Linked DNA regions of Homo sapiens: region 2 is linked to region 1. A link is a loop called in an ENCODE intact Hi-C map of the cell type or tissue named here. Cell type or tissue: heart left ventricle. All regions are shown on one strand. Each heading gives the region's core, and the rest is flanking DNA. Links, peaks and the distances in the headings are about the cores only.

The links. Peaks named below come from ENCODE experiments on the same cell type or tissue, not always from the same donor. Only the 100,000 strongest peaks of a DNase experiment are listed, where the experiment ranks them.
Region 2: a loop joins it to region 1, with 2.6 times the contacts of the local background. A loop is called at or near these places in 28 of 110 quality-filtered maps.

The regions. Positions count from the first base shown.
Region 1 is chr5:180,086,003-180,096,545 of GRCh38, forward strand. It overlaps the pseudogene LOC646058. Among named protein-coding and RNA genes, the nearest start is that of RNF130, 20 kb to the left of the region's middle. RefSeq lists a silencer at 4,525-4,654, an enhancer at 7,732-7,876 and a cis regulatory region at 7,796-7,813. In heart left ventricle, for the core only: a CTCF peak has its summit at 4,621 (motif pointing left); a DNase peak (open chromatin) is centred at 4,599; H3K4me3 peaks cover 1,084 bases; H3K27ac peaks cover 409 bases.
Region 2 is chr5:179,908,941-179,919,331 of GRCh38, forward strand. It overlaps a transcript of RNF130 not described here. Among named protein-coding and RNA genes, the nearest start is that of TBC1D9B, 6.2 kb to the left of the region's middle. RefSeq lists an enhancer at 8,135-9,052. In heart left ventricle, for the core only: no CTCF peak of the experiment used is centred there; no DNase peak of the experiment used is centred there.

The sequences.
Region 1 (10,543 bases), core at 2,501-7,500:
TGTTGACGTCAGCATCTGTTTCAGGGAGCTCTCTGTACCCAACATCATTTTTATCTGCTGGAACAGCCAAGCCTGCACCATGAAAGGCCTTCGTCACAACTTTCTTATCGGTTTCATCTTCGTGGTTGTCTGTTCCAGTGAGGACCCCATTTCTCTGGCTGCTTCTGCGAGTTTTTCATCTATGTTTTTCAAGAGATTAGTTTTTTTTTTTTTTTTTTTGAGGCAGAGTTTTGCTGTTGTTGCCCAGGCTGGAGTGCAATGGCACGATCTTGGCTCACTGCAACTTCCACCTCCCGGGTTCAAGCGATTCTCCTGCCTCAGCCTCCCGAGTAGCTGGGATTACAGGCATGCGCCACCACGCCCGGCTAATTTTGTATTTTTAGTAGAGATGGGGTTTCTCCATGTTGGTCAGGCTGGTCTCAAACTCCCTACCTCAGGTGATCCACCCGCCTCGGCCTCCCAAAGTGCTGGGATTACAGGCGTGAGCCACTGCACCCGGCCTAGTTTTCTTTTTATGCGTTACTTCTTTAAGTTTTTTCATCAAAAATAATTTGACTGCCACAAATACATTATCTCCATTTGGAACAATTGTACACTTTTTCTTTGCTTCATTTATACCAACATATGCAGGAAGTTCATCAGAAGAATCCCTGAAATACCCCATGTGGTACTGAGTTTTATTATCTCCAATAATGACGGTCTGGAACTCAGGAGGATCATGGTAAAACCTCCAATGAAGGCTAACATTCAGGCCTGTTGAATTTTTCTTAATTTTATGTTTTCCAGCAAGGATATCATAAGGACCACCTAACTGAAGTCCGAGGCTTGCAGAAAGTGATCAGCTGGCTTTTCAGGATCAAGTTCTTCAAAGAACTTCCAGAAACGATCGGAATCTTCAGGTGAAGAGAGCTTATAATGATTTTCTACTTCTTGTCGAAGACCACATCAGCTTCATAGAATTTACTTTTCTTCACATTAACCATTTTTTCACAGGCCCCTCCCCGCTGGGCTTGCACTTCCTCCCACCGCCGACCATTCTGCAGCCGCAGTGCCTTTTTTTTTTTTTTTTTACACAGGATCTGGCTCTGCTGCCCAGGCTGGAGGGCAGTGGCACAATCATAGCTCACTGCAGCCTCAAACTCCCAGGCTCAAGCCATGCTCCTGACCCAGCCTTCTGAGTAGATAAGGCTACAGCCACGCCCCACCATGCCTGGATGCTTTTTCGTTGTTGTTGAGACACGGTCTTGCTATGCTGCCCAGGCTGGCCTGGAACTCCTGGCCTCAAGTGATCCTCCCACCTCAGCCTCCCAAAGCATTCAGGTTACAAGTGTGAGCCACTGTGCCTGGCCTTCTCTTCCTTTTCTCTCCCATTTCACCCTCTTCCTCCCCTACCACTCTGTTCTTCCATCACCTGTTTTCTTTTACCCTCTCCTGCTTTCTGACTCCACCCCACACAGGTTTCATCAGTTAATTTTAAATAAACCTTAGCATTGGCTATACAGGTTGGGCAGATGACTATACCTCTTTAAACCTCAACTTTTTAATCCTTAAAATGGGAGAATCGGCCAGGCGCAGTGGCTCACGCCTGTAATCCCAGCACTTTGGGAGGCTGAGGTGGGCGGATCACCCAAGGTCAGGAGTTTGAGACCGGCCTGACCAGCATAGTGAAACCCTGTCTCCACTAAAAAATACAAAAAAATAATTACCCGGGCATGGTGGTGGGCACCTGTAATCCCAGCTACTCGGGAGGCTGAGGCAGGAGAATCCTTTGAATCCAGGAGGCAGAGGTTGCAGTGAGCCGAAATTGCACCACTGCACTCCAGCCTGAGCAACAGAGCAAGACTCCATCTCAAAAAAATAAAAAATAAAATAAAATAAATGGGAGAATTAACATTCGTCGTAATTAGGGAGGTTAAATATTACATTTTGGATTCTGAAGCTGGCCAAGATGAAGTAAGAGACCACTACAATCCATCCATGCCGCTGTCTAGGGACAAAATCAACAAGTCACTAGCTAAGGACTCTGCAGTGTTAACAATAGCAGGTGGATAGGAGAGAAGAGCTGAAACTTGAAGAATGACCTATTCAAGGGCAAGTTTCCCAGTTGCTTTTTCTTTCTTGTCTCCCAGTTTTGAACTGAGGTCAGCCCCAGTATAGAACAGTGCAGCATGTATGGGCAGAAAAAACTTCAAGAGAACCATCTGTGAGTGGAAAAAACACAAACCGTTTTTCCTCTGCTCCCACGCCACAGTAAGCAACACAGAAGGCTTCGGTGACCAAATGTTGGGGGTTTCTCCCCACACATCAGCAAGCAAGCAACCAATTCTGCATTAGGCACCAGCTGGGTGTCCTCTATATTCTAATGCTATCTACCTGGAGAGAGCGTCAGAGCCCACAGGGTGGGGCTCAGTCCCCAAGACTGCCTCCACTTCTGATGCCACTCCCAAGTCAGGGCCTCAGGAACTTCTGAGGGACCGGCTTCAAGTTGGGGTTCCCATGACGCCCTCCTTGCGTTCAATTAATTTGCGAGAGTGGCTCACAGAACTCGGGGACACACTTACATTTGCTGGTTTATTATAAAGGGTATTGGGAAGAATACAGATGAAGAGATGCCTGGGCAAGGCATGGGGAAAGGGGCACGAAGGTTCTACCCCTCCCTGGGCACGCGGCCCTCCAGGAACCTCCATGTGTTCAGCTATCCTGGAGGTTATACGGAGGCTTCATTTCTTGGGCGTGGCTGGTGAAATCACTGGCCATGGGTGACCAACTTAACCTTCAGCCCCTCTCCGCTCCCCGGAGGCTGGGGGGTGAGGCTGAAAGTCCCAGGCCTCTAGTCCTGCCTTGGTCCTTCTGGTGACCAGCCCCATCCTGGAGCTACCTGGGGGCTGCCCGCCTTCACCCACCTCTTTAGCATATGAAAGACACTACTGTGGAGATTCTGAGGATTCTAGCAGTTGTAGGCCAGGAAGCCCGGATGAAGACCAAATGTATATTTGATAAGATCACAGCCACATTTTGTGTAGCATTCATCCACTGAAGTACATTTTGTTTGTTCCCCACTCCTCGGCTATTGTGAGCAGTGTGGCTATGTACATTTGTGTGCAAGTTTTTGTGTGACTGTATGTTGTCATTTCTTTTGGAATGGAATACCTAGGAGGGTGGAGTTGCTGGGTCACGTGGTCATGTTTAATTTTCTCTAGATCTTATCACTTTCTGAAATTATTACTTTTCTTTTATGTATTTTTTTTTTTTTGAGACAGAGTCTTGCTCTGTCGCCAGCTGGAGTGCAATGGCCCTATCTCAGCTTACTGCAAACTCCGACAGGTTCAAGTGATTCTCCTGCCTCAGCCTCCCGAGTAGCTGGGATTACAGGCGCGTGCCACCACGCCCAGCTGATTTTTATATTTTTTGTAGAGATGGGATTTCACCATGTTGGCCAGGCTGGTCTAGAACTCCTGACCTCAGGTGATCTGCCCACCTTGGCTTCCCAAAGTGCTGGGATTACAGGCGTGAGCCACCACATCCACCTATTACTTGTTTATTGACTGTCTCTACAGGGGGCTGGGACTGGGATGAAGTGAGTGAGATGGTTGCCTCAGGTGGAAAATTGGAGAAGGGTCCTCAAAATCTCAGTCATCAGCATAAATAATATTTTAATACAATATTTTCAAAAGTCAAAGACAAGGTCAGTCAGAGGACTGGAGCCTGAGGCCAAAAGAAAAATCCAATCCGGCCAGGCGCGGTGGTTCACGCCTGTAATCCCAGCACTTTGGGAGGATGAGGTGGGGGGATCACGAAGTCAGGAGTTCGAGACCAGCCTGGCCAATATGGTGAAACCCCGTCTCTACTAAAGATGCAAAAAATTAGCCAAACATGGCGGCGGGCGCCTGTAATCCCAGCTACTCAGGAGGCTGAGGCAGGAGAATCGCTTGAACTCGGGAGGCGGAGGTTGCAGTGAGCAGAGATGGCGCCGCTGCTCTCCAGCCTGGGCGACGGGGAGAGACTCCGTCAAAAAAAAAAAAAATCCAATCCTGTCTTTATTTAAAATGTTGATATTTTGTTCATGGACTTTTTCATTAACTTTAACTTTTAAAAACATGGCATTAAAATATTGCGCACCTCGACGGCTGCGTTTTCCGGTCTCTCCGGCGTTTTGCGCGGGAGGAGAGTGAGGCGCTTTCTCGCCCACATCCCCCGCGGGGGTCGCGAGGGCTCTCCCTCAGCTCAGCCGCGGGCTCTCAGGAGGCTCAGGTCTGGCTGAAGGGAAGGATTGTTTGGGAGCAGGAACTATAATCAGCCTTGATTTTAGGTCAGGCTTTCGTGCTGGGAGGCCCGCCCTAAAATCAAAACGCGAGAAAAACCTCAGGAGGTGGGAGCAGCTGAGGCCAGACCTGGGGGAGGGTCCGTGAGGGGAAGGAGGGAGCAGATCCCAAGGCATCTCGGCGGAGAAAGGGACGCAGGTCGGTGGGCGATTGCTGGGGGCGGGGTGGGGAGGAGCGCTGCCGCCGGAGGAGCGCGAAGGAGCAAATCTGACGCCCAGCACTCGGGACGCCCAGCGCGGCGTCAGGGGCCCCCTGTGCCCCGGATTCCTGCCGGGCTGAGTGGGCGGTGCCGGAGGGAGGGCGCCCCCTGGCGGTTCGGCGCGGGCCGGCGACGGCCTCGGCTTCTTTTTTTTTTTTTTTGAGACGTGGTCTCGCTGTGTCTGGAGTGCAGTGGCGAGATCTCGGCTCACTGCAACCTCCGCCTCCCGGGTTCAAGCCATTCTCCTGCCTCAGCCTCCTGAGTAGCTGGGAGTACAGGCGTGTGCCACCACGCCCGGCTAATTTTTGAGTTTTTAGTAGAAAAGGGGTTTCACCTTGTTGGCCAGGCTGGTCTCGAACTCCTGACCGCAAATGATCCCCACCCCCCCCCCCCACCTCCGCCTCCCAAAGGGCTGGGATTACAGGCGTGAGCCACCGCCCCCGGCCCCTTGGCCTCTTAAGTAAGCAACTTCCCAGGGATGCCAAGGCACGGGAGAGAATCAGGATAAACAAGGCAGTATTTAAAAAAATTAAATCAGTAAGCTATTGCCCACAGGCTGGCTGCCTGTTTTGATAAGTAAAGTTTTACTGGCAAACTGGCAAAAAATAGAGAGCAAAGGCCTCAGGTGCAGGCCACGTGCCAGGGAAAAGCATGAGACTTAACTGGGCTATTTTAACGCAGTCTGTTTCACCTGCAAGGTGATGCCTCTGATGTTGCTCCTCAGGGGGAGCCTTGGGCATGCTCACAGTCATCCTGGGGTGGCGGTGGCTTTAGCAGGGCTCTCTTTGGCTGTCCCTTTCCCTCGTAATTCTGTTAACTGTCTGCCTTTGTTGGTCTCGCACCAGCTGTTAGGCGCCACCAACTGCTGGATGATGGTTCTACTGTTAAGACCAGGTCCTGGGACCAACATTTCTCCACAGTTTGATTCAATTAAATGCAGGTGCCTCTGCAGGGGCAGTGTTCCAGGTCAGTCTTCGAGGTTCATTCTGACCCCAGAGGGCTCTTTGTGGCTGCTTTCTCCATGGTTCTATCTGGTAAATTGGCTGGCTTATGGTTTAGCTTGTTGCTCTGTTGAAGCTACTAGTTATCTGTTAATCGCTTACCAACACGATCTCTACTGTTTTTGTTTTGTTTTTAGACAGTCCAGCTCTGTCGCCGAGGCTGGAGTGCAGCGGCACAATCTCGGCTCACTGCAACCTCTGTCTCTTGGGTTGAAACGATTCTCCTGCCTCAGCCTCCCAAGTAGCTGGGATTACAGGCGTGTGCCACCACACCAGGCTAATTTTTTATATTTTTGGTAAAGACGGAGTTTCACCATGCTGGCCAGGCTGGCCTCAAAATTCTGAGCTCGGGTGATCCACCTGCCTCAGCCTCTTAAAGTGCTAGGATTACAGGCGTCGGCCTCCACACCTAGCCTCTCTTGTTTTTTGAGTGCCCTTAGCCTTGAACTTACCTACACTGTGTTCAAATAAAGGCAATTCCTTTGGGGAGAGCTTAGAAGCTGTCTGTCCTGTGCCTTGCCTCTCCTCTCCTGGGCAAAATTTCTCAGTCACTGCTTCACTGTGGGTGGTAGGGACAACGGCCCACTTTCTCAGAGTGACACCCTTGCTTGATGAGTGGACTGGGTGGGGACTGCGGCCTCTGATCTTCCTGGCTTGCCTCTCCCAGCATGGAATTTCCACCCTGAGTGAGCTGGAGCCAGCCTGACTCGGTGTGCTCAGACTGAAGCACCTAGGGCAGAGTCTCCACTCTGCAATGGAAGGGCTGAGTGGAGGAGGGGGCCCTGACCTCTCAGCTGCACTTGCTCCAGATTTAGCTTCTAACACAGAGCTGGGCTTGCGGAGAGAGATGCTGGAAGCCTGCCCCTCCCGTGGGGATATGGTAGCCTTGCCTGGGAGCTGGGGGACAGAGAGCTTTGTGTTGTTGACTGCACCCACCTGGCACAGAGCTTTTGTCACTCTGAGCTGAGAGTAAGGATGGAGGAAGTGGTAATAGTTCAAATTTCATAGTGCTCACTGTTCTTACTGAGCTTCAGTAGATTTTTTCTTGAATCAGTTTTTCTTCATTTGGTCTATTATTTTAAGACAACTTCCGGGCCGGGCGTGGTGGCTCACGCCTGTAATCCCAGCATTTGGGAGACCGAGGCAGGCGGATCACGAGGTCAGGAGTTCGAGACCAGCCTGACCAACATGGTGAAACCCCGTCTCTACTAAAAATACAAAAAAAACATAGCCAGGCATGGTGGTGGGCGCCTGTAATCCCAGCTACTCAGGAGGCTGAGGCAGGAGAATTGCTTGAACCCGGGAGGCGGAGGTTGCAGTGAGCCAGATTGTGACACTGCACTCCAGCCTGGGCAACAGAGTGAGACTCTGTCTCAAAAAAAAAAAAAAAAAAAAGACAATTTCTGGAGGCTTAAAAAAATCCTTTTTACCCCTTGCACTCGTTTTGCTGGGAAGGGGGTCCGTAGGTTTCCCTCGGCTCCTCTCCTCTGCCTGCCCTTTGAGATTCCTGCTCCTGATGCTTGGCAAATACCCTTCATCCTCACGGCCCTGAGGAGCTCCCCGGCTCTCCCTCCCTGGGCCTGGGCCCCAGGGTGTTTCCTCCTCTGGTAGCTGCGTGTGTCTGAGATGCTATTATTTTGGAGGAACATCACATTTGAGAGAGACCCACCTTTTGCTGTCTGTGTACTCCCCTTCCCTGTTTTCCTGCTCATTTCTTTGGGTGCAGAGCTCTCTTGCTAGGCCATAGGCCCTCTCAGCTTTGGGAGCTCTACCCTACTCCCTACAGTGATTTACTGTACTTTTTGGTTGTAAAATGTTTTTCTGGGGGGATGGGAGACAGGGTCTCATTCTATCACTCAGGCTGGAGGGCAGTGGCTCAATTATAGCTCGCCGCAGCCTTGAACTCCTGGGCTCAAGCTATTCCCCTCCCTCGGCCTCCCAAGTAGCTGGGACTACAGGTGTGCGCCACTACGCCTGGCTAATTTTTAAATTTTTTGTAGAGACAAGGTCTCCCTATGTTGCCCAGGCTGGTCTTGAACGCCTGGCCTCAAGTTATCCTCCTGCCTCCCAAAGTGCTGGAACTGCAGGCATGAGCCACCATGCCCAGCTTAAAATCCATTTAAAAAAAATCAAAGTAGTACTTAAAGGTAATTTATAGTGTTAAGAGGCTTTTAACAGAAGCTGCCATTCCCACTCCCCCTTCCTTTCATGTTTTCTGTTCCGCAGAGGCGTTTGGGCTTCTCCTGGAGCCCTGTCCTCCCACTGGCTGTCATCTGCTGGGTGCTGATAAGAGGCTGTCTCCCAGGACTTCCTGTTCTCTCCCTGCGTTGGGTCCTGTGACTGCTGACCCACATCATCTTTCTTGGTTTATTTCCTCATTTTGGTGGCATATGTCTTGCTGCAGGAACATAATCCTGATGCTAAGCGTTGGCAAGGATTTGTGGGGCCACTTAACCATGCTGGTGGGCTGGTACGTCCATTGTGGGGTGAGGGTGCCTTTCCACGTCAGTACATGAAGCATCCTTATTACAGCTGCAGAGTATTCAATGGGGAGGCACACAGGGATGTGTTTTCCTGGCTTCCTATTTATGGACAAGGGTTGTTTCCAATCTTTTGCTGTCAAACACTGCTGTGACGAATAGCCATATGCAGACTTCATTTGAAGGTGTGTAAGGGTGAAGGGAAGATTACTTGCTGGAGGTGACATTGCCATGTCACAGCATCCACATATTTGTAATTTGTTGTTGTTGTTTTGAGACGAAGTCTTGCTCTTGTTTCCCAGGCTGGAATACAGTGGCACGATCTCAGCTCACTGCAACCTCTGCCCCCAGGGTTCAAGTGATTCTCCTGCCTCAGCCTCCCGAATAGCTGGGATTACAGGCATGCGCCACCACACAAGGCTAATTTTATGTATTTTTTAGTAGAGATGGGGTTTCACCATGTTGGCCAGGCTGGTCTCGAACTCCAGACCTCAGGTGATCCGCCCGCCTCGGCCTCCCAAAGTGCTGGGATTACAGACATGAGCCACCACGCCCGGCCTGTAATTTTGATGGCAACCGCCAAATCCACCTCCATGGGAGAGCATCAATTTACACTCCAAACAGCAATGACGAGTGCTTGTTTCCCCAGCTGTGCTTCAAAACATTACTATTAGTTTTCTGTCAATCTAAGAGGTAAAAATGGCAAATCAGTGTGGTCGTCTTTCAGAGAACTTGAAAGTTTCTATCACCGTGAGCATCTTTTGTTTGTTTGTTTGGTTTGGTTTGGTTTTTTTGAGACGGAGTCTCGCTCTGCCGCCCAGGCTGGAGTGCAGTGGCGGGATCTCGGTTCACTGCAAGCTCCGCCTCCCGGGTTCACGCCATTCTCCTGTCTCAGCCTCCCAAGTAGCTGGGACTACAGGCACCTGCCACCACGCCCAGCTAATTTTTTGTATTTTTAGTAGAGACGGGGTTTCACTGTGTTAGCCAGGATGGTCTTGATCTCCTGACCTCGTGATCCACCCATCTCGGCCTCCCAAAGTGCTGGGATTACAGGCGTGAGCCACCACGCCCGGCCATCGTGAGCATCTTTTTACATGTTCGAGCTATGTACATTTCCTCTTCTGTGAACCGTTTCTTACCCATTTTTCCATTGGATAGTTGGTCTTTCCATCTGCTTTGGAATCATCTTCAGGCAGACTTTCATCCCCAACATTTCACTGAAATTCCTTCTTTTGAGGTCACTATTGATGTCCACATTGCCCAATCCCCAGGCCAGCTCTTGGTTCTTATTGGATGTTCTCAGCAGCATGTGACACAGCTGGGTGGCTGCTGCTTCTCGAGTCTTTCTTTAACAGCTTCTGTCTCTTCCGTGGTTTCCTTCTTAACTTCCAGAAACTCTCAATGCCCTTGATGGATTTTCCTTATTTCTTCAACCTCTAAACATCTGAATTTCCAGGGCTCAGTTACCTTCTCTCTGAGTGTTGACCCGTAGACCCTTTATCCAGGTCTTCAGTAGCCTCCTGGCAGGTTTCCTGCAAAGGGTCTCGATGTGTAAGATCAAACGATCAACTATAAAGACGTGTTCTAGATGAAGAGGTTGTCTATGTGAGTGCTAACGGCTCTTGATTTAAACCAAACTGTGCTCTAAATTGCTGTGTTTCATTTATGTTTCTTTTCTTTCTTTTTTTTTGAGACAGGGTCTTACTCTGCTACACATGCTGGAATGCAGTGACGCAATCATAGCTCACTGCAGCCTCGACCTCCTGGGCTCAAGCAATCCTCCCACCTCAGCTTCCCGAGTGACTGGGAGCACAGGTATGTACCATTACCACCACGCCTGGCTAATTTTTAAATTTTCTGTAGAGATGGGGTCTATGTTGCCCAGGTTGGTCTCGAACATCTGGGCTCAAGTGATTTACCCACCTTGGCCTCCCAAAGTGCTGGGATTACAGGTGTGAGCTACCATACCTGGCCTTCGTTTATATTTTCATACAGAAGGGTAAATCATTTAAATAGTGGGGTGCAACTGTCCACAAAAGCAATAGGAGTAATTCATTGAGAAGCTTTCTGCCCCCATGAGGCACCAGTCTTCCTTCCTTCCTTCCCTCCCTTCCTTGCTGTCTTCCTTCCTTCTTTCCTTCCTTCCCTCCTTCCTTCCTCCCTTCCTGTCTTCCTTCCCTCCCTCCCTCCCTTCCTTCCTGTCTTCCTCCCTTCCTTCCCTCCTTCCCTCCCTCCCTTCCTTCCTGTCTTCCTTCCTTCCTTCCTGTCTTCCTTCCCTCCCTCCCTCCCTTCCTTCCTGTCTTCCTCCCTTCCTTCCCTCCTTCCTTCCCTCCCTCCCTTCCTCCCTCCCTCCCTCCCTTCCTCCCTTCCTGTCTTCCTTCCCTCCCTCCCTCCCTTCCTTCCTGTCTTCCTTCCCTCCCTCCCTCCCTCCCTTCCTTCCTTTTTTTTTGGGACGGCATCTTGCTCTGTCCCCAGGCTGGAGTGCAGCGGCACAATCTTGGCTCACTGCAACCTCCGCCTCCCAGGTTCCAGTGATTCTCC
Region 2 (10,391 bases), core at 3,306-8,305, 180 kb before region 1:
CTGCTGGCTGGAACCCTCACCAGGGTCTGGCTAGAGGGCAAAGGGAAGGGGGCAGTTAAACCATCCTTGGAGCTGGACCTGACTTCCAGGTGGGTTTCTGTGATTGGCACTCAAGAATCTTGGTGCGATGGATGTAGGTACATGCAGTTGACACCCAGAGTGATCTGCAGTCTTCTTCAATGTTGCTGGATATAGGAATCAGCTTTCAAGATGCAGAGGCGGGCTTTCTTCAACACCTTGGAAGTCTGAACTAATATTGTCATTGTGCTCTCTAGAGGGAAAGAATTTGGAAGAACTGCACTTTTTAACACCCTGAGAGGAGGTAAAGAGTCGTCTTGTTCCTTAATCCCAGTGGTTCTCAAATTGGGTATACATTAGGATCACCTGGAAGGCTGATTCAAACAGGCTGCTGTAGTCCCAGCCACTTGGGAGGCTGAGGTGGTAGGATCACTTGAGGCCAGGAGTTCAAAATCGGCCAGGGCAATATAGCAAGACTCCATCTGAAAACAAAACAAAACAAAAAACAGCCACACAGGTTGCTGCCCCCTCCCTCCCAGGGTGTTTGCACTGCTAACTCGTTCCTAGGTGATGTTGATGCTGCTGACCTGGAGACCACTCCTCGAGAATGGTTTTTTATAAGAAGAAAAAGAACAAACATTTATCGATCACTTAGTATGTGCGTGCTAAGCTTACTTCTTTTTGATTTTCTGAGATATAAGTCACATTCCGTAACGTTCACTCTTTTAAAGTGCAAAACGTAGTGGTTTTTAGTATATTCACTAGGCTGGGCATCCATCATCACTAATTCCAGAACATTTTTATCAAGTCAAAAGAAACCCCTTACCCATTAGCTGCCATTCCCCACTTCCCCCCGGCTTTGCCCTGGCAACCATCAATCTATTTTGTCTCTATACATTTTTCCCATTCTAGCCATTTCTTCATATAAATGGAACCTTACAATATGTGGTCTTTTGTGTCTGTCTTCTTTCACTTCCCATCATGTGTTCGAGGTTCACCCACGTTGTAGCACGTATTGATGCTTCATTCCTCCTTATGGCTGAATAGTACCCCACGGTATGGATGCACCGCATTTTATTCATTTGGATGGACATTTGGATTGTTTACCCCTCGTCTATTATAAATAATGCTGCCATGAACATGTGTACAAGTCTTTGTGTGAATATGTGTTTTTAATTCTCTTGGGCATATATTGAGGAGTGGTATTGTTGGGTCATGTGGTACAGCTATGTTTAACTTTTTAAGCAGTGACCACACTGCGCTCCAAAGCAGCTGTAGCATTCCACATGCCCACCAGCTGGGTGTAAGAGTTCTAGGCAGGGCGCGGCGGCTCACGCCTGTAACCCCAGCACTTTGGGAGGCCGAGGTGGGCAGATCACAAGGTTAGGAGATCAAGACCATCCTGGCTAACACGGTGAAACCCCGTCTCTACTAAAAATACAAAAATTAGCCGGACGTGGTGGCATATGCTTGTCCCAGCTACTCGGGAGGCTGAGGCAGGAGAATTGCTTGAACCCGGGAGGTGGAGGTTGCAGTGAGCCGAGATCACGCCACTGCAACTTCAGCCTGGGCAGCAGAGTGAGACTCCGTCTCAAAAAAAAAAAAAAAAAAAAGAGTTCTAGTTTTTCCATATCTTGTCAACACTTGTTATTGTCTTTCTTTTTTTTTGATGCTCATTTCTAGAGGGTGGGAAATGGTATCTCGCTGTGGTTTGGATTTCCATTTCCCTGATGACTGATGATGGGCTTTTGGGTTATTTGTATATTTTATCTGGAGAAATGTCTATTTGGAGAAATGTCCTTTGCCCATTTAAAAAATTTTTTTATTTTTTTATTTTTGAGACGGAGTCTCACTCTGTCGCCCAGGCTGGAGTGCAGTGGCATGATCCTGGCTCACTGCAGCCTCTGCCTCCCAAGTTCAAGCGATTCTCCTGCCTCAGCCTCCCAAGTAGCTGGGAGTACAGGTGCGTGCCACCATGCCTGGCTAATTTTAGTATTTTTAGTAGAGAGGAGGTTTCACCATGTTAGCCAGGATGGTCTCGAAATCCTGACCTCAAGTGATCTGCCCGCCTCGGCCTCCCAAAGTGCTGGGATTACAGGCGTGAGCCACTGCACCCGGCCTCTGGCTCCAGTGCTTTTCCACACGTGTCAGACACGTGCTGCCTTTGCCCCCAGCATTCACTTCTCCCGTCTGTGCAGTGTCGTTTGTTTTTCTGCAGTGGGAACCGTGCCTTAGAACGCTCAGCTCTTGTCTGTCAGGTGAAGACACATGGACTCCTGGGCTGTGAAGGTGGAGCCCATGCCAGCTGAGGCCATCGGTGCATTCTATCTGTGATCACAGGGGCTGGCTGGTGATGGCCATGTGCCTCCAACCAAGTCAGTTGGGCCAGGGAAATACCGTCCTGACCTGGGCCACCTCCTGGGGACTGGCTCTTGTGTTGATGGAGCTACTGCCACCCTGAGCCTGGGGATGGGGTTCCCAATGAGGAGCAAAGTTGGCATGTGTCTTGGTGTCAGCATTTGAGGGTGAAATCACACCAAGCCTGACATAGGCACCCCTGGGCATTTTGGCTTTTGGGAGCCATGACATTCCCCTTTTGTGTTAGCCAGTTTTGGCTGGGTTTTCTGTCATTTGTAACCAAGAGAGTCCTCAGTGATACACGTCACCACCAACAATACTCCATGTGGTCAAATCAGCTTTTTCAATAGGTTTTTATTGAAATGGTTATATTAGCAAATTCTGCACATACGGGTGTACACTGTTGGCATATAGGTATATACCATACAATTTCACTACTTGATTATACTTACACCAACCATGCAGACCAAGGAGCTGTGCTGCCCAGAACATTTCAAAGGGTTGATGAGATCTGATTGTCAAGAACCAGCTCACACTCTACTTGTAGGTGTTTGTGTTCCAGACAAGAAAACTCCCCCGACAGGGAGGCCCGAAACTGAGCTAATCGTCAGTTTTGCTTCTTGAATATTGACTGTTCTTTCTGGCACAAGCTATCCAATGAATTAAATTAAAATTTTAATTAAAATTCAAGTGCATAGTTTCCTTTTCATCCCTCAAGGTGGAAGATAAATCATTTGCCACATTTAGGTATATCCCAAGCCTCCCCACCCCCACATTACCTGTGCTATAGTTAGAAAAATAGTTTTGTACGCCATCTTCTGAGATGTTGTGCATAGTGAGCAGGAACCTAGAGTACGGTGGGCTCTTTCAATGACCCAAATATGAAAGGGGCAACTTTAATATTTTATGAGTATAAAAGCTACGGAGGGTCCAAAACAACTGTGACATATGTGGCCTAGGGCTTGCACCAGCTCCTCCTCCTGTACAGGAACAGGATGCTTCCATCAGGTGAGAATGTTCTCCATACCTCAAATCTCATTTCCTAGCTTGGAGCCTTTTCCTGTTTTTGTAATCACACGGGACAAGTTTTCTTTTTAGACAGAGTTATTGCCTCTCTGCAGCAGATCTGGTCCCAAGCCCCAGTCAGGAGATCCCCTCCTGCAGCTGGCTCAGCAAGCCAGGCCCAGGCTGTCTGGAGAACGCCTGGAGACAGCACCCTCTCTGCTTCTCTCCAGGATGGCATGTGTCATCTCAGGCTGGGCACTCAGCAGAGGTGCCAGGACCTGGACCTGGGCCACACCTACTGGCCCAGTCCACAGAGCACAGCCAGCAATCCGCAGCCTTTCTGCTGAAGGAGCGCTTACTCGCCTGAAGGAAGAGAAATGGCCAGGACGGTATATTCTACCTAACCACCTCACCCCACCGTTTCTTTACAAACATCTTGGTTCAGTACCTCCCAGTCATTGGAGAAGTCCTTTAATATCACATAGTGTAAATATACTTGCACTTAATTGGAGATAAAGGCTGTTCCAAAAGCAAATTTGAATTCACTCTGTGTTGGGTTGAATTTGTAAACCACAGCTCAGAACCAGTCTGTGACGCTCCGCAGATGTCGGTGGCTATAGAGAGAGGTGGCTAGGGAAGGCGATGATCCGCGGATGGGTGGGGAACTGAGGAGGCCAAGTCAGCTTTGCCAGGCCACCATGTGCCGCCAGGAGCTGGGCAGCCTGAGGAGAGCAAAGATGGGCCGGGAGCCTCCACCTCAACTGACAGGAGACTGCTCACCACATGCCCTCCGAGTTCCCACAGGAGAATGCACGTGCGCTGGGCAAGGTGCCACCCTCGGCTCGGGACGGCAGCCTTGGCGTCTGGCTACGGGCGCCGCTTTCACAGGGGTGGCTGGGCCGCCTAGAGCTTTTGTGGTACAGAGAGGAGGGGCCAACAGGAGGAACTCCACAGCCCAGGCGGAGGTCTGAGCAGGCCAGCAGCACCGAATCCTTCTGAAAGCTTGAAACTCAAGTTGCAGGACGTTCAAAGGTGCTTTTTTTTTTTTCTTTTCCATAAAGGATCTTCCTTCTTCCCCAAGTTAGAGTGAAGAAAACAGGAAAAAAATACCTTCAGCTTAGGGTGGAAAAGGAAGGAAAACCCAAGATGAGTGCAGGTGACGACCGGGCGGCCCCCACAGGGTCTCTGCAGGACCACAGGAGCCAAGACTCAGGCATAAGAGCATCACCCTTTCAGCAGCCAAGGCGGGTGGCACCTTCCCCTCCATGGTCACTGGAGGCTGTGGGGCCATAGCTGCAGAGAACGCAGGCGGCGGGAGACCCTCTCAGCCTCTCTTCTTCCAAGCTCAGTTTCTTGAGATCTTCCAGGATACCCACAAAAAAGAGGGTGAACCTTTAACAATGCCCCAGAGGAGCTTCGTGGCTACAGGGGGCCTCCTGACCCCCAACCCAGCCCTCTCAGCCAGGCCTCAGGAGGCTAGTGTGACCTCAAAACTCAGAGCCCCCGTGAGACACAGGGCCAGCCAGTCCCATGCCTTGCAAAGGGGAACGTTCCTCCCAGGTGTGGATTTGGGGGCTCACGCTTTGCTTTCCCTGTAGTTGCCTCGGACAGTAAGGAAAGGAATTCCAAGGAGCAGACATAGGCACCTTGTCCCCACCTGCCTTCTTCCGGTGTTTTTTTCTGATGCTACAATACTTCAAACACACAGGGCTTCTCCCAGTCCTTCTGCAAGGCTCTTAACCATAGCCCAGGGAGCTGTGTGAATATTACAATCAACAGCCTTTCCTAATGGGCTGAAAGGAGGGTGTGTCGAAGCTTTGGAATGCTTTACCAACAAGGCCAAAATACAAGACAAAACTCCACGCCCCTCATATGTAACAACTGCCCTAACCAGACCTGGGAGGGGAAGGTGCCTATTTTAAGCTGTGGGTATCGCCCTGCGATGAGTCCTTACTCATCTTCCCACACTCCCTGACAGTGTGAGCCAATGTTGACTTTAGTCACATTAAACTCTGCTTCCGGGTGACACTGAACACACGAGAGGAAGTGAGAGCTAGTTGGACAGCCTTTCTTGAAGAAGGAAATCATACTCAATTGCTTTTCTAAATCCATTGCCTTCAGTAGCTCCTTCTGTCCACACTTTAAATGTCAGTGTCCCCAGGGCTTTATCCCAAGCCCCATCCTCATGTCACTGGGTGGTCCCAGCCCCACTCTGGCTTCCACCTCCATCTGAACTCAGGGACACCTCTCCTGGCCAGCTCCCCTTGGGAGATTCTGCCTCCAGCGCATGGGAGGGTATGCATGCCTGTGGGGGTGTTTTGGGGGAGGGAGGAGGAAGGAGGAGATTTGGGTGACATAGATATTGTGATTACATGGAGATACTTCAGCAGGACAAGATGGTATGTCCACTTAAAAACACAGCTTCTGACCGGGCGTGGTGGCTCATACCTGTAATCCCAGCACTTTGAGACACTAAGGCGGGAGGGTCACTGGAGCCCAGGAGTTTGAGGCTAGCCTGGGCAACATGGAGAAGCTCTGTCTCTAAAAAAAATTTTTAAAAATTACCTGGGTGTAGTGGCATGCGTGTGTAGTCCCAGTTACTCGGGAGGCAGAGGTGGGAGGATTGCTTTAGCGCTGGAAGTTGAGGCTGCAGTGAGCCAAGATTACACCACTGCACTCCAGTCTGGGCAACAGAGTGAGACCCTGTCTCTAAATAAAATTAAAAAACAGGCTGGTGCGGCTCACACCTGTAATTCCAGCACTTGGGAGGACGAGGCAGGTGGATCATTTGAGGTCAGGAGTTTGAGACCAGCCTGGCCAACGTGGTGAAACCTCGTTTCTACTAAAAATACAAAAAATTAGCTGGGCGTGGTGGCATGCATCTGTAAATCCAGCTACTCGGGAGGCTGAGGCAGGAGAATCACTTGATCCTGGGAGGCGGAGCTTGCAGTGAGCCGAGACGGCGCTACTGCACTCCAGTCTGGGCGACAGAGTGACACCCTGTCTCGAAATAAAACAAACAAACAAACAAAAAACCCACAGCTTCGCAGGCATTCTGATGCAGGGGTCTGCAGCCTGGCCACCTTACCCCCACTGCACCTCCACCTGGGCACCAGGTTCGCACCTCCATGCCTCTCCTTCCAGAGCCCCTGCCAGCCCAGACCCAAAGTATCCCCACAGGACTCTCCCTGGGTCCCATCAACACCCGCCCAGGAACCAGGCCTGGAAGCCCAGGCTTCTGCTTCTATCTCCCTCTTCTTCCACTTGGCGTCAGAGCCTGGTGTGGGGTCTGTGAATGCTTCCCCTTTGCCTTGGCCCCTCAGGCGGGACTGGCATCCCAGGCTGGTGCCGTGCCTAGCCTCCCTGACCCCCAGTGCGGTTCCTTTTCTTTCCAAACAGAGACAGGAGTCTGGTCTCCCTGGCAAGCCTTCCCTGCCCAGGAAGTGCTGCCCTCGCCTCCTGGCCACTGTCCCCGCCTTGTCTTGACTGTTCCCTTGGGCCTCTCTATGGCTGCAATGCCTCTCCTCCACCTGTGCCCTGGAAGTCCCTCCTCATCCAGATTCACCCTCTTATCATTCGCTCTCACACCCCAGTTGCTTGATAACGTGCCCATGAACAGCCAACATCTTAATGGTCACAGATTCACCCCAACTTCAAGCATGTGTTTGGCACAGAGTGAGAGCTTAATAAAAGTTTGCTGGCGATATTAACTGTAGAATCCCACTTCTCTAAAATCAGTGTTTTTGTTTCATGACATTTATGAGCAGCAACCACTTGTCAAGGAGCCACACTGTCACTTGCCAGTGGTTAATGTCAACCACCGACATTAACGTCACCTCGTTTTCCTATAGCAGAGCCAATGCCTCAATAATAAAGGTTAACGGCGAGAGAACACTTTGAGTTTTCTTCAGTTAAAACTAGCTTCAGCCGGGCGTGCGTGGCATGAGCCTGTGGTCCCAGCTACTGGGGAGGCTGAGGCGAGGTCAAGGCTGCAGCGAGCCATGACTGTGCCACTGCACTCCTGCCTGGGTGACAGAGCGAGATCCTGCCTCTAAAAAAATAAAAATATAAAATACCAATTTGATTTAGCGTGTAGCTCGAACGGATTGGATGTGAGGGTAATAAAAACATGAGAAGAGCTTATAAAGCCAATAGAAAATGTCAAGCTTGTAAAATTCAGTAATCTCGTTTTTAAAAATACTTTTCCAAATATCATCAGACTCACTGGCAGCTGGGGCTGTTGCCGCATCAGGGAAGCCGGCAGGTGCCAGACCTCAGTGCTCAAGGCAGTGCCTCGTGAATGTGCCTCGCAGCCAGGCCTGAGGACCACCAGGGGAGCTGGGGCCTCTCTGCAAAAGCAAGGCTCATCAGGGTTGTGAGGAGTTTTTAGCTGGGGGCAGAGCTTGTCTTCCCAAGAGGAGGGCAGAGGCAGGCAGCCCTGGGCAGACATGCTTACCACCATCAGTGGCTGCCAAGCTCTGCCTCCTGCGCTGGAAGCCCTGGCTATCTGGCCTTCCCTCCCCTCCCTCTGGATTAACAGGAAAGAGGGGTTACTCCTCCCTTAGGATGTTAAAAGTCACCAAAGCTTGGCCAGGCGTGGTGGCTCATGCCTGTAATCCCAGCACTTTGGGAGGCCAAGGCAGGCGGATCACGAGGTCAGGAGATCGAGACCAGCCTGGCTAACACAGTAAAACCCCATCTCTACTAAAAATACAAAAAATTAGCTGGGCGTCGTGGCAGGTGCCTGTAGTCCCAGCTGCTCGGGAGGCTGAGGCAGGAGGATGGTGTGAACCCGGGAGGCGGAAGTTGCAGTGAGCCAAGATCGCGCCACTGCACTCCAGCCTGGGTGACAGAGCAAGACTCCGTCTCAAAAAAAAAAAAAATCACCAAAGCGGAAGCATTTGCATTTCAATAGTCACAACCAACTCCCAGAGGATGCTGATGGCTGCCCTGGCCCTAGACTTGCTGATCCTGCCACACAGGCCCATGGTCTCCTCACCCGGGCACAGGCCCAGCTCACAGCAGTCCACTGGAGGCAGGGGGGTGGATGTGTGGTGTAAATAGCTGACTCCTCAGCCTCTTCCTTACTTCAAACAGTTCCCCCCTCAACAATGACTGAGGTTATCATACATTTCCTAATAACCGCTGCTGGTGGCAAGACTTGCAACCACGGAGGCACTCACTCTCTGCACCCCATCACACCTGCAGCAGGCGGAACACTGCTCCCCAAGCGCCTCAGGGAAGCGCTGCCCATGTGGCGACGTGTGTCTTCACAATGCTCACCGGACAAGCAGCCCCGGCCACTTCCTGCCAGGGTCCCGACTTAGCAGGGATTTCCCCCAGCATAGCAGCTAGTAAAGAGGCTGTTATTTGGGATTAAAAAAAAAATGCCATTCTTGGCTGGGCATGGTGGCTCACAACTGGAATCCCGGAACTTTGGGAGGCCGAGGTGGGGGTGGATTGCTTGAGCCCAGGAATTCAAGACCAGCCTGGGCAACATGGCAAAGTCCCATATCTCTACAGAAAATCCAAAAATTAGCTGGGTGTGGTGGCACGTGCCTGTGGTGCCAGCTACTCGGTGGGCTGAGGTGGGAGGATCACTTGAGCCCAGGAGGTGGAGGCTGCAGTGAGCCAAGGTTGCGCCACTGCCCTTCAGCCTGGGTGACAGAGTGAGACTGTCTCAAAACAAAAATAAAAATAAAAACCTGAAACCAAAAACCAAATCATCCTCTCTGTTCCTGAAGAGCATGGCCTTAATGAGAAGTTAGTGTCCCTCCTGACAAAGACAGGCCATTCTGTAGCTGAGCCAGAGAGTGACCCCAATTTTCCAGAAAAGGGTGTCAAGCCAGGATCCACAGCACTGTTCTGAGTACGCTCCCCTGCAAGCAATGCCTCCTTGTTATTCTACCGTGAATGTGTGCCCCAGATTTCCCAGAAATTCAAATGTTATATTAATAGACAGATTCTAGGGGCCTGAAATTTGTACTTCTTCTCACGTAATTTCATACCTTTTCAGTAAAGAAACTGTCTTGAGTGGAATTTAACGTATACACATTGGTAAGACCTCAAATCAGGAGAAAATGCTACATCAGGATCTGCGTTTTGGTTTGGGAAAACAAGGAGGTGGTATAGACAACACGGCAATGATCCGAACTGAGCTCTCCTACCTTTCAGGTGGGTCAAACACATACAAATGCAGACGCGTGTCTGGAACCTCCAGCAAATGGGCTCCAGCTTCCTGCAGACTCACCCTCTCTCTGAGAGCCCAATGGGGAAACCTGCTTTTCTGAACGATGCTATATTGAAGCTGCTCATTGAAAATATTTTTATAGTACGAAGACTATCATAAAGAAAAACAAAACAAAAAAACCCCCAAAGCCCTTGGTAAAAGGTAAAACACAAAAGCTGCTAAGACCTTTAAAATCTGCACCATTCTAGCCTCAAATGAGCGAAAACGAAATGCCGCTGCCCGCTCTCTGACAATGCTCCTGAAGCCTGTCCCCATCCGGGGCTCTGCAGGTTTCCTTCAGGCACACCTGTGTCTGAGGCGTTATTGACGCGTTAGGAGAAAAGACACTTTAGGAGAAGCTGCACGTGGAAAAATGGCAAGTGTTCACTTCAAACGTATATTCCACAGTCAGTGAGAACAGGGCAGGGGATTCACGCATCTGCTTCGTTTGCTGTCGGATCTGACCCTGGGCATGTGGAGACTGGGGTTCCTGTTCTCACAGCAAGGGTCTGTGCGCCTCACGCCCCCACAAAGCTCATGCCAATGAGAGGCAGACTCAACTCAGGTGTGTCCTTTTGCAAAGAGGGTGTGCAGATTAGTTTTATAAATTTGCCCATAGTGGTTCTGTACTGGGATTAGCAGTAAGATGCAATTTTCTCATCATGTTAATTCGATGTCATCCCAGGTGTGTGGGAAGATCCCACATGTCCCTGATGCCTGGGATGCTGGCCACTGCACCCTGTCCTGTAAGCCTGTCGGCCGGTGCTCATGTGCCTTCTTC